Regions from separate parts of the Homo sapiens genome. Here region 1 is linked to region 2. Evidence: chromatin contacts called from ENCODE Hi-C or POLR2A ChIA-PET data. All regions are on one chromosome and are shown on one strand. The core of a region is the stretch at or near the end of the contact, and the rest is flanking DNA. Distances in the headings are between cores, read along the strand shown.

The links. A loop is a pair of places that touch in the nucleus more often than their neighbours do. ChIA-PET counts read pairs that join two places held with the same protein, here RNA polymerase II (POLR2A). Pooled maps may share reads with other maps.
Region 1: a loop to region 2 is called in a pooled map, with 2.0 times the contacts of the local background. The contact joins the enhancer-like site here to the promoter of CEP128 in region 2. A Hi-C loop is called at or near these places in 2 of 37 single-sample maps with no recorded cell type and 4 of 50 pooled maps. POLR2A ChIA-PET finds 5 or more read pairs at or near these places in 1 of 52 experiments (BJ).

The regions. Positions count from the first base shown.
Region 1 is chr14:80,636,873-80,641,088 of GRCh38, reverse strand. All of the region lies in intron 19 of CEP128 (centrosomal protein 128), which reads left to right. Among named protein-coding and RNA genes, the nearest start is that of CEP128, 300 kb to the left of the region's middle. RefSeq lists an enhancer at 2,403-2,572. Within about 2 kb of position 2,393, at least 5 of the 41 ENCODE cell types and tissues checked have a DNase peak (open chromatin) inside an H3K27ac peak, as active enhancers do.
Region 2 is chr14:80,939,341-80,943,944 of GRCh38, reverse strand. It overlaps CEP128 (centrosomal protein 128), which reads left to right and starts at 2,207. Exons shown (of 25, transcript NM_152446.5): 1 at 2,207-2,364; 2 at 4,405-4,560. RefSeq lists enhancers at 1,913-1,992, 2,293-2,372.

The sequences.
Region 1 (4,216 bases), core at 1,144-3,643, 300 kb after region 2:
AAAAGAGAAAACTAAACTCGGGAACATGTTTGTGAAGGGCCATTATATAATCAAATTTAATTCTCATAATAATGGCCCTTCAAAGTAGCTAGGAAGCAATTCTCAAGGAATGTAAATGCATTAATTAAAGCTGTGTAACTAGGTGGTGACAGAGCTGGATATTTATCTGGCTTCAAAACTCATGCTCTTCAATCTCTGGGAAAATAGAAGACAATAACAAGTTTAGATTTAGATGCTGTTTTTGAAGTACCCTTAAGATATGTGGGCCAAGTTTTCTAATAAACTATTGGAATTTTGATCGTAAAATCAGCAAAAGGGTGGTTTCTTTTGGGAGGGCCAATTTGGGAGTTCTTTTTATATGGGTACTTGTCAGAGCCGTTTTCATATTTGTTGTTGTTTAGAGGTTAAGTCTAGAATAAGAAGAGAGTTTTAGATAGAACCCTGGAGAGGATTCACATTGAAGGGGATGGTAAAAGAAGTAGAACCAGAAAAGCATATAGAGAAATGAGGTATTGGAGAGGTAAAAGGAGAGGATGTTGCTGTGGAAAAAATAGAAAAATTGAGGATATGGTTCATAGTATTCTGTGTAGCAGACAGGTCAAGTTAGGAAGCAATTTAAAATGTCCATTGGACTCAGAAGTTGGCAGGGAAATGGTGCTTTTAAGAATAAATGAGAGCCCTTTTATAGTAGCTTGAAGAATTAATAGAAAATGAGACAGTCAAAATAATATTTGAATGAAGTAGTATTCACCCATTATTAATAGATCATGAACTTTTTATTTTGTTTGTTTGTTTTAGCAATAATGATGATGGATTAAAAAATAGTTTTCCCTTTATCTCTGGTTTGGTCCTACCTATCACTAATGACATATTTTATGTGCTAGAAAAGAAAGATGAGAGTGTGTCCTATATACCTGATTCAGACTTATTTGTGTTTTGATCTAGCTAGCTGAACTAACTAATCACAGAGAGATCTTTCACATTTACAATAAGTTCCATTACTGAATATTCTTTCAAAGTAAAATAATAAGAATTTTTCCATATTCCAGAGGATGAAAGTTTGAGACAATGCTTTGTTATTCTGGTTACTATAAATTTCATTCAGTGAGTGCTTTCTTTGGTCTCAGTTCATGGAAAAGTCACTTTCTATAAGAAAGAATTTGATTATGTGTTATTTGCCTTTGTTTTTGGAGAGACTGCGTTTAACTTGGTTGTTTGTTCTTCAAATTTGACAGCATGAAATAATTGCTAGTCAACCTTCTTACTCCTTCATCAAAACAAACTGTTGCTCCATTTAAGATTATAGTTCTGCTCAAAGGAGTGGGGAAGTTTGAATTATCTCCTCAATTTCTCTTTTTTACCCCACAAGGTAAAGACTAGTCATCACAGAAAGAGGGTAATCAGCTGTTTCTAAGATGTACAAACTAAGAATATGATTTTCAATAATGTGTTAATTTTAGACAAATTATATTAGAATAACAGGATTTGGGTGGTCCACAGATTTCATTATAAGGGATCTAACAAATGTCAACAATAAACATATTTAAGAAGGTCATAGAATACTTTATTGTCTTTTAATTATAGTAAAGACAATGAGTTTACTTCAGGCACACATTGCTGGGGAGAATTCCAGTGGTCTTAAATTTTTATTTTACTCTTCTTCCACACCCCTCATTTGGATCATATGTAAATACCCGCCTTGTTCTCAGTAGAACATATTGGTGTTTCTTGTTTCAGCAATTCTCTTTTGGTAACTTATCCCATATGTTTGTTAGCCTTTGCATAAAATTGTTTTGTCTGAACTCAGCTTCTGAGCTACATCTTGTATGTATCTGCTAGAATGAGGATTATCTGAATTATTTTTGTATAATAGCTTCACAATCAAACATTTTAGTTATTTGAAAGTAAAATGAATTTGAATCTCATTTGTGGAAATAGAATAAAGAATATAATATTAATACAGATTTTTTTTGGTTAAATACCATTTTTTAAGTTAGTTCACTCCACCGTTGATTTGTTATTGCTTAACATTGTATTAAGCAATGTATGTCTGAAACATAATAATGCAAATATTAGACAGGGAGCTGCATTCCATAATTTATTCTTCTCATCTCAACTTTCAATACTTCCTTGTAACCAAATGAAAGAAAAAGACTTCTTTTTTTAACCTAAGTGGTTTCGTAATGAGTCATTGACTTCTAAAACCTAATAAAGGGGCTACTGGAGTTGAAATTCTGAGTCTTGATCAAATTCAGAGATAGTATTTGAAATGTTAGGAGCTACCATTTTAATGACCTGTGTTCAGACTACTTAGTCAACTGATGGCAATAGAAAGATTTAGGCATTTCCTTATATTCAGTGATTCACCCAATAAACATTTACTGAATTCCTACTATATGCTAGTCACTGCCCCTACCGTGTTGGAATTCGCTGTCTCATTGTAGAAGGGTAAAAGACATCGTATATAAAAAATAAATCAGGTGGTATGAAAAGTGTTCTAGAGTAGAATACAGTACGGTAAGAAAGTAGAGGGATGAGGGGTCAGCAAAGTCCTCTCTGATAAGTTGACAATGGAGCAAGCATCTGAAGGAAGTGAACTACAGAGCCCTACGCACATCGGGGGAAGAGCATTCCAGGTCCTCTGTGCCCATAGATTGGGCTTCGTGCACAGTTTGAGGGACACCAGGAAAAATTAAACACAGCATTGCTTCTTTGGGATAATAAGAAAAATATACCAGTGGGTTTACAAGTCCCAGATTGCAAAATTATATAACATGTATTATCTTTGCACACAGATGGGAGAGTTTTACGTGGCCTAAAGTATTCAGAGAATGCTTTATGAAAGAAATGACACTTGGAGGAACTATACGATTTGGCCATTCATTGTTCTTTATTTAGTAAACATTTATTGAAATATGAAGAGAAGGAAGAAGGGCATTCCAGAAAGGAAAGAGATGATTAGAAATCCAAAGGAGAGTGTATTCGTTTAGTTCCTGTGGCTGTGGTAACAAATTATCAAAAACATATTGGCTTAAAAGAACAGAAATGTATCCTGTCGTAGGTTTTGGAGGCCAGAAGTCTGAAGTCAGTTTTGCTGAGCCAAAATCAAAGTGTCAGCAGGACCTGACTCCCTCTGAAAACCCTAAGGGAGAACCCTTTTCTTGCCTCTTCCAGCATCTGGTGACTGCTGGCATTTCTTGACTTGTGGCCACGTCTACATACGCCCCTCTCTTGTTACACTGTGTTCTTTTCTGTGTCTCATCTCTCTCTCTTTTTCTTTTATAAGGACACTTGGGATGACATATGGTGCCCAACTGGATAATCCAGGATAACCTCATTTCAAGGACCTTAATTTAATCACATCTGCAAAGATGTTACTGATAGGATAACATTCACAGGTTTCACGGTTTAAGACCTGGTCTCTTTTTAGGGGCACCATTCAGTTTTTATAAAGAAGATAAGCATATTTAAGTAATACAGTGATTTATCTGATAAAAATGTAAGAGTTCTTATCCGGAGTAGTTTCTTTATGCATTTAGAAACTATTTACTGAGTGTCTGCAATGGATACATTGGTAGGCAAAAAAGCAAACGCAGCCCTTAACTTTATAGAATTTATAAATGAGATGAAAATTGAGAAAATGAGATGGATTGAATTCTCCTTTCAAGGTCTCATCTTTTTTCTGTCCTTGCATCTCCTTCTCTGGCTCTTCTGCTTCTCTTTTCTACTTTTAAGGATTTTCCTGATTACATTAGGTCATCCTCGGTAATCCAGGACAAATTGCCATATCTGGAGGTCAACTGATTCACAACCTTAATATCCCCTTGCATAACATGGCTCCAGGGATATGGGTATCTTTGGGGGCCAAAATTCTGCTTACCATGGGTAGAATGGACCATGTTAAAAATTTTAGTTTTATTCTAAGAGCTCTGATTGCAGGGTTTTAAGCAGGCTGGGAATACATGGACAGATTTGTATTTTCTTTTCTTTTTTTTTTTTTTAAAGACGGAGTTTCGCTCTTGATGTCCAGGCTGGAGTACAATGGCCCGATCTTGGCTCACCACAACCTCCGCCTCCTGGGTTCAAGCGATTCTCCTGCCTTAGCCTTCCTAGTAGCTGGGATTACAGGCATGTGCCACCACGCCTGGCTAATTTTGTATTTTTAGTAGAGACAGGGTTTCTCCACGTTGGTCAGGCTGGTCTCGAACTCCCGACC
Region 2 (4,604 bases), core at 958-3,457:
TCAGCTCACTGCAACCTCCACCTCCCAGGTTCAAATGATTCTCCTGCTTCAGCCTGCCGAATAGCTGGGATTACAGGTGCCCACCACCACACCTGGTTAATTTTTGTATTTTTAGTAGAGATGGAGTTTCGCCATGTTGGCCAGGCTGGTCTCGAACTCCTGACCTCACGTGATCCACCCACCTCAGCCTCCCAAAGTGCTGGGATTACAGGCTTGAGTCAGCACCCCTGGCCTGACTTCACTACATTTTTTTGGGATGCCACGTCTGTTGACTGAGAGCACACCAAAGCTGACAAACAGCTGCTATGAATTTAGTAACATATTTAAGCATTTCTTGATCAAAATGAACGAAAATATCTGATTTTTAACCCTTTGGTCCCAGTTGTGTCCTGTAATGTTTGATTTATTTGGTTAATATCACTTTGAAAAATAAGGCCTATAGAATAGAATCCAATTCTCTAAATATGGTTGAACCAGGGAGGAAAAGCTGTGGACAATCAGTTTTTATTAATGTAGCTCGTGATTACATTAGCTCTTTTGGTAGACATTTCTCCTGCAGTTGATCTGATTATCACTTCTTCAGAAAGTTTCTCTTTTATGTCTTTCCATACAAACCTATGCAGTATTCTATTACACAGAGATTTGTAATCATTTATTGTCTTTTTCTCTCACATGGCTCTGAGCAATTTGAAAGCAAAGTCTATGTTGTTTATTTTCACTGCAACTTCAGTGTCTAAAACAATGTCTGGATACTAGAAATATACAGCATACATTTGCTGAATTACATAAATGAATAGAATTGTTTTGAAAGTTAAAATGTTTACAAATAAACAGTTATTATTATGCTTCTGCATGTATATGGGGCAATTTTATGGCTGTTCTGAATTATCTTAAACTCTGTCTGGTGGAGTGTATTCTTGAGGAACAATTTCAAGTAAGCAGCTTGAAGATAGTTGCAAATGCATAGGAGGTCTTTGGAAGAATTATTTTATGTTCAAACCAATATGAGATAGTTTTATGTCTCAGTGTTGGCCAGAAAAAAAATTTGAATAATACGACTATATCAAATTTATGTGCTAATTATTTATGACTCTGCCTGTTGGGAGGGAGGAGGGGTAAGGAGGGATGGAAGGAGAGAAAGGGGGAGAGAGAGAAAGAAAGAGAGAGAGGGATATGAACGGAGAAGGGCAAGTGAGGAAAGGGTGAGAAGAAAGATAAAAATGTACAAAAAAGGTTAGGTCCCTTTGAAGGGCTAATAGAGGGGACCAACTGGGAAATGGATTATAGAGCACAGAATTATTAGATTAAGGAACCCTTGTTATTAAACATGATCTAGCTCTTCTTCACGTAGCCAGGAAAGCTTTCACAGATCAGGTAATATTTGAGTTTAGCCTCAAAGAAGGAAGGGGAAGTGGTCTTTTTGGCAGAGAAGAAGGGCAATTCATATGACTAATTTAATTGTTACTTTTTAGCTTTCCAAAGTTCAGTTTTTTATTGAGGTTTTCATTCTCTTCGTGACTGAAACCAACTCCCCTGAGTGGAAAACATTTCTTTTATGTTCTAGAGTGAGGAGATGACACCTAGACTGAAGTAGCAGCAGTAATGAGCTGACAGCCTCACATCTACTTTTGGTGTGCCGTGAATAAGCCATATGATCTTAGGCAAGTCCCTTACTCTTTCCAGGCCAAACAGGTTGGCCTACATAATCTTCTCTGTTCCCGTCCGCTTCTAAGAATTTGTGAGTCTTTGGAACAATATACTGGACCCTGGTATTAAGGGGATTTTTACATTTCAGTGCTAGAAATTGTCTTTCCCTGTCCTCCCACCGCTCCCTTGCCCTTTTTCTACTTCCCCATCTTACCGTAGTCCTGGGGGACTCCTTTTGTCCCCCAAGGAGTAAAATTACAGTCAAGGCCAAGGAAGCATTTTTATTCACTTTCTAACTGGAGTTTGCCTCCTACAAAGGAGGCTGGTCCTTTAACAAAAAAAAAAAATAGAGCAGGGCAAGAGGGCGCGGCCAAGGGATCAGGCTTTTATCCGGGAAAGTTACCCGAAGGCCAGCTATATGGCATCCTGGGATTTGCAGTTCCTTTTCGGGACTCTCTCCCTTGGTAATTCCTTGATCATGAGGCCGAGATGGACTACAACTCCCAGAGGGCCAAGCGGCGGCAGCGGGGTCCTGTACTCTTGCTGTGGCTGGGCGGCTAGTTCAAGTTGCCATAGCTGCGAGTCTGGGGAGAGCACAGTCGGTTGAGTCGCTGCGTTTGGTCAGTTGCACCTTCTGGGTCACTGGTAGCCGCGGGAGCCGGGTGGGGCCTAGGCGATGATCCGGCATTAAGGAGCTGGGATCATCCTCCGTCTCAGGTACCTGCCCCCACCTCCCCCTTGCCCTTTTTCGACCACTTCCCCGTCTTACTGTAGACGTTTTAGTCCCACTTCCCCTCGTCCCAGGGGTGGGGACCTCAGAGCGGCGCGGGATCTGGGGTGGGGCCGTGGATGGGTGGAGTGTGTGCAGAGGTGAGGGGAGACGGCGCGCCTGTCATCCCGAGGCCTCCCTCCCTCGGCAGGGGTGTCCGCGGTCAGGTCCTGGCCAGGTTACCCAGCGAATCTGGACTACATTGTCCTTCCTTTGGGAGCAGCTTGCTCTACCGCTAGCATCTGTGAAGCTTTAAGGGACAGGAGATTGGACTCATTCGGTAGGTCCTCCAGAGGACCGTCTGACATTTGCTTGCCTGTCCTGCAAGCAAATTTGATTTTTTTTTTAATACCTGTTTTGTAGTCACAGAAAGCGTGCTACTCTCGGGAACGCTTTATTAGTGACCTCTCTTTCCCGTGCCATCATAGGATTTGCTCCAGCCTTAGCTGTTAGCAGTCCCTTAATTGAATTATTTCGTAAAAATACCTGACATTGAATCCCAGCTGCATCTTTTATTGGTTTGATGGAGCCAATCTGTTATGTAGGCGTCTGGTAAAACTTTACCATTAATTGCAGCATTGATTTGAGTATTATGTAAAGTATCTAGCACAGTGCCTGGCACCCTGCAAGTGCTCAGCATTTGTTGTTTATTTTTTATTAATTATGCAGATTAGTGTTGTCTAATACAAATACAGTGTGAGCCACTCAGGTGAATTTAAATTTTGTAGTACCCACATTAAAAAAGTAAAAAGAAACTGGTGAAATTAAATAATAGTTTATTTAGCGCAATATAGAAAAATGTTTTCAATGGAGTAAATATAAAACTTATTGAGATTTTTACTTTTTTTTTTTTGAGGAGTCTGGCTCTGTCGCCCAGGCTGGACTGCAGTGGCGCGGTCTGGGCTCACTGCAACCTCCACCTCTTGGGTTCAAGCGATTCTCCTGTCTCAGCCTCCGGAGTAGCTGGGATTACAGGCACTCGCCACCATGCCTGGCTGTACATTAAAAAAAAAAATATTTTAAGTCATCAAAATCTCTTGTGTATTTTACATGTATAGCACATGTCAGTTTGACCTGGCAAGAGCTAGAGCTCAGTAGCCATGTGTCTAGTGACTGCTGTACTGGACAGCACTAGAGATAAGGTTAAAACTTTGGCAGTTTCACATTGGCACACATAAATTTGGTTGTGCCTATGACTCATTTCATGGGTGATGGTGGCTGTTTTGTTAGAAGAGTGAAGTGTGCACTGTGCCTATGTTCTCTCAGCGTATCTTGTCTGCCATTGCATAACCTGGGTCTCTTTGAACTGTTTCTTGACAGTTTATTTTGATTAACTTTTTCAGAATACCTTTTTTTTTTCTTGAAATGGTTTATAGATGTATTCCCAGATCTACCTTTTATGTAGACAACTCCCAGTTCTCTGGATCACTTCCTGTGGATTCTTACAGATTGCTTTGAAAGCAGTCACAATTAATTGAAAATATTTCTGTCCACAGCTCTTTTCTACAACCAAAGGCATTTTATTCTTATTTATTTAATTGTAGCACTGAGTATGGGAAGAACTGGGCATCTTATAAAATATTTCCTTTAGGAGTGTTAGACTGGCTTGGAAGTATAATTGGGTCACCACATTCAGCAGTAACATGTTAACTGTATTACCTGACTTAGTTACCAACTTTTAGACATGCTCATACATAGTACTTTTTGGCTAGACTTGGGCTGCGGTTCACACTGGAGCATGAACTCTCTGGCAAGCCCCAGGGATGCCCAGGCATGGATGGAAGTCACCAGTGACAATATGTGGGCTGGGCACTTGGATGTGAAGAATTGTAGTGAGGTCTCTTGGGCTTTTGAATCATTCTAGGAGCATTTTCTCTATTCTGTGTTATGCCATAGTCTGTACATAGGGACTTAATTTTCATATTTCATTATTTAAAAATGTTTAAAGTTGTAGGTATGTCTTACCCCCTTGTTTTGTTTATTTGTAGGTGGTTTGGGGAAAGTGTAGGGGCAACCAAAGATCATCGGCTTGACTAGGCCCTTTGCCCTGAACCTCATGAAGAAATGATAGGAGGCAGACATATGTGCCTAAAAAGAGCGTTGAGCTCAGAGAAGAGCAACTCGGAGTTTTGGGGGTGTGCTTTGTAAGTATGCTTTCTCCCTGAGTTTCTGAGATAACACATTTTTT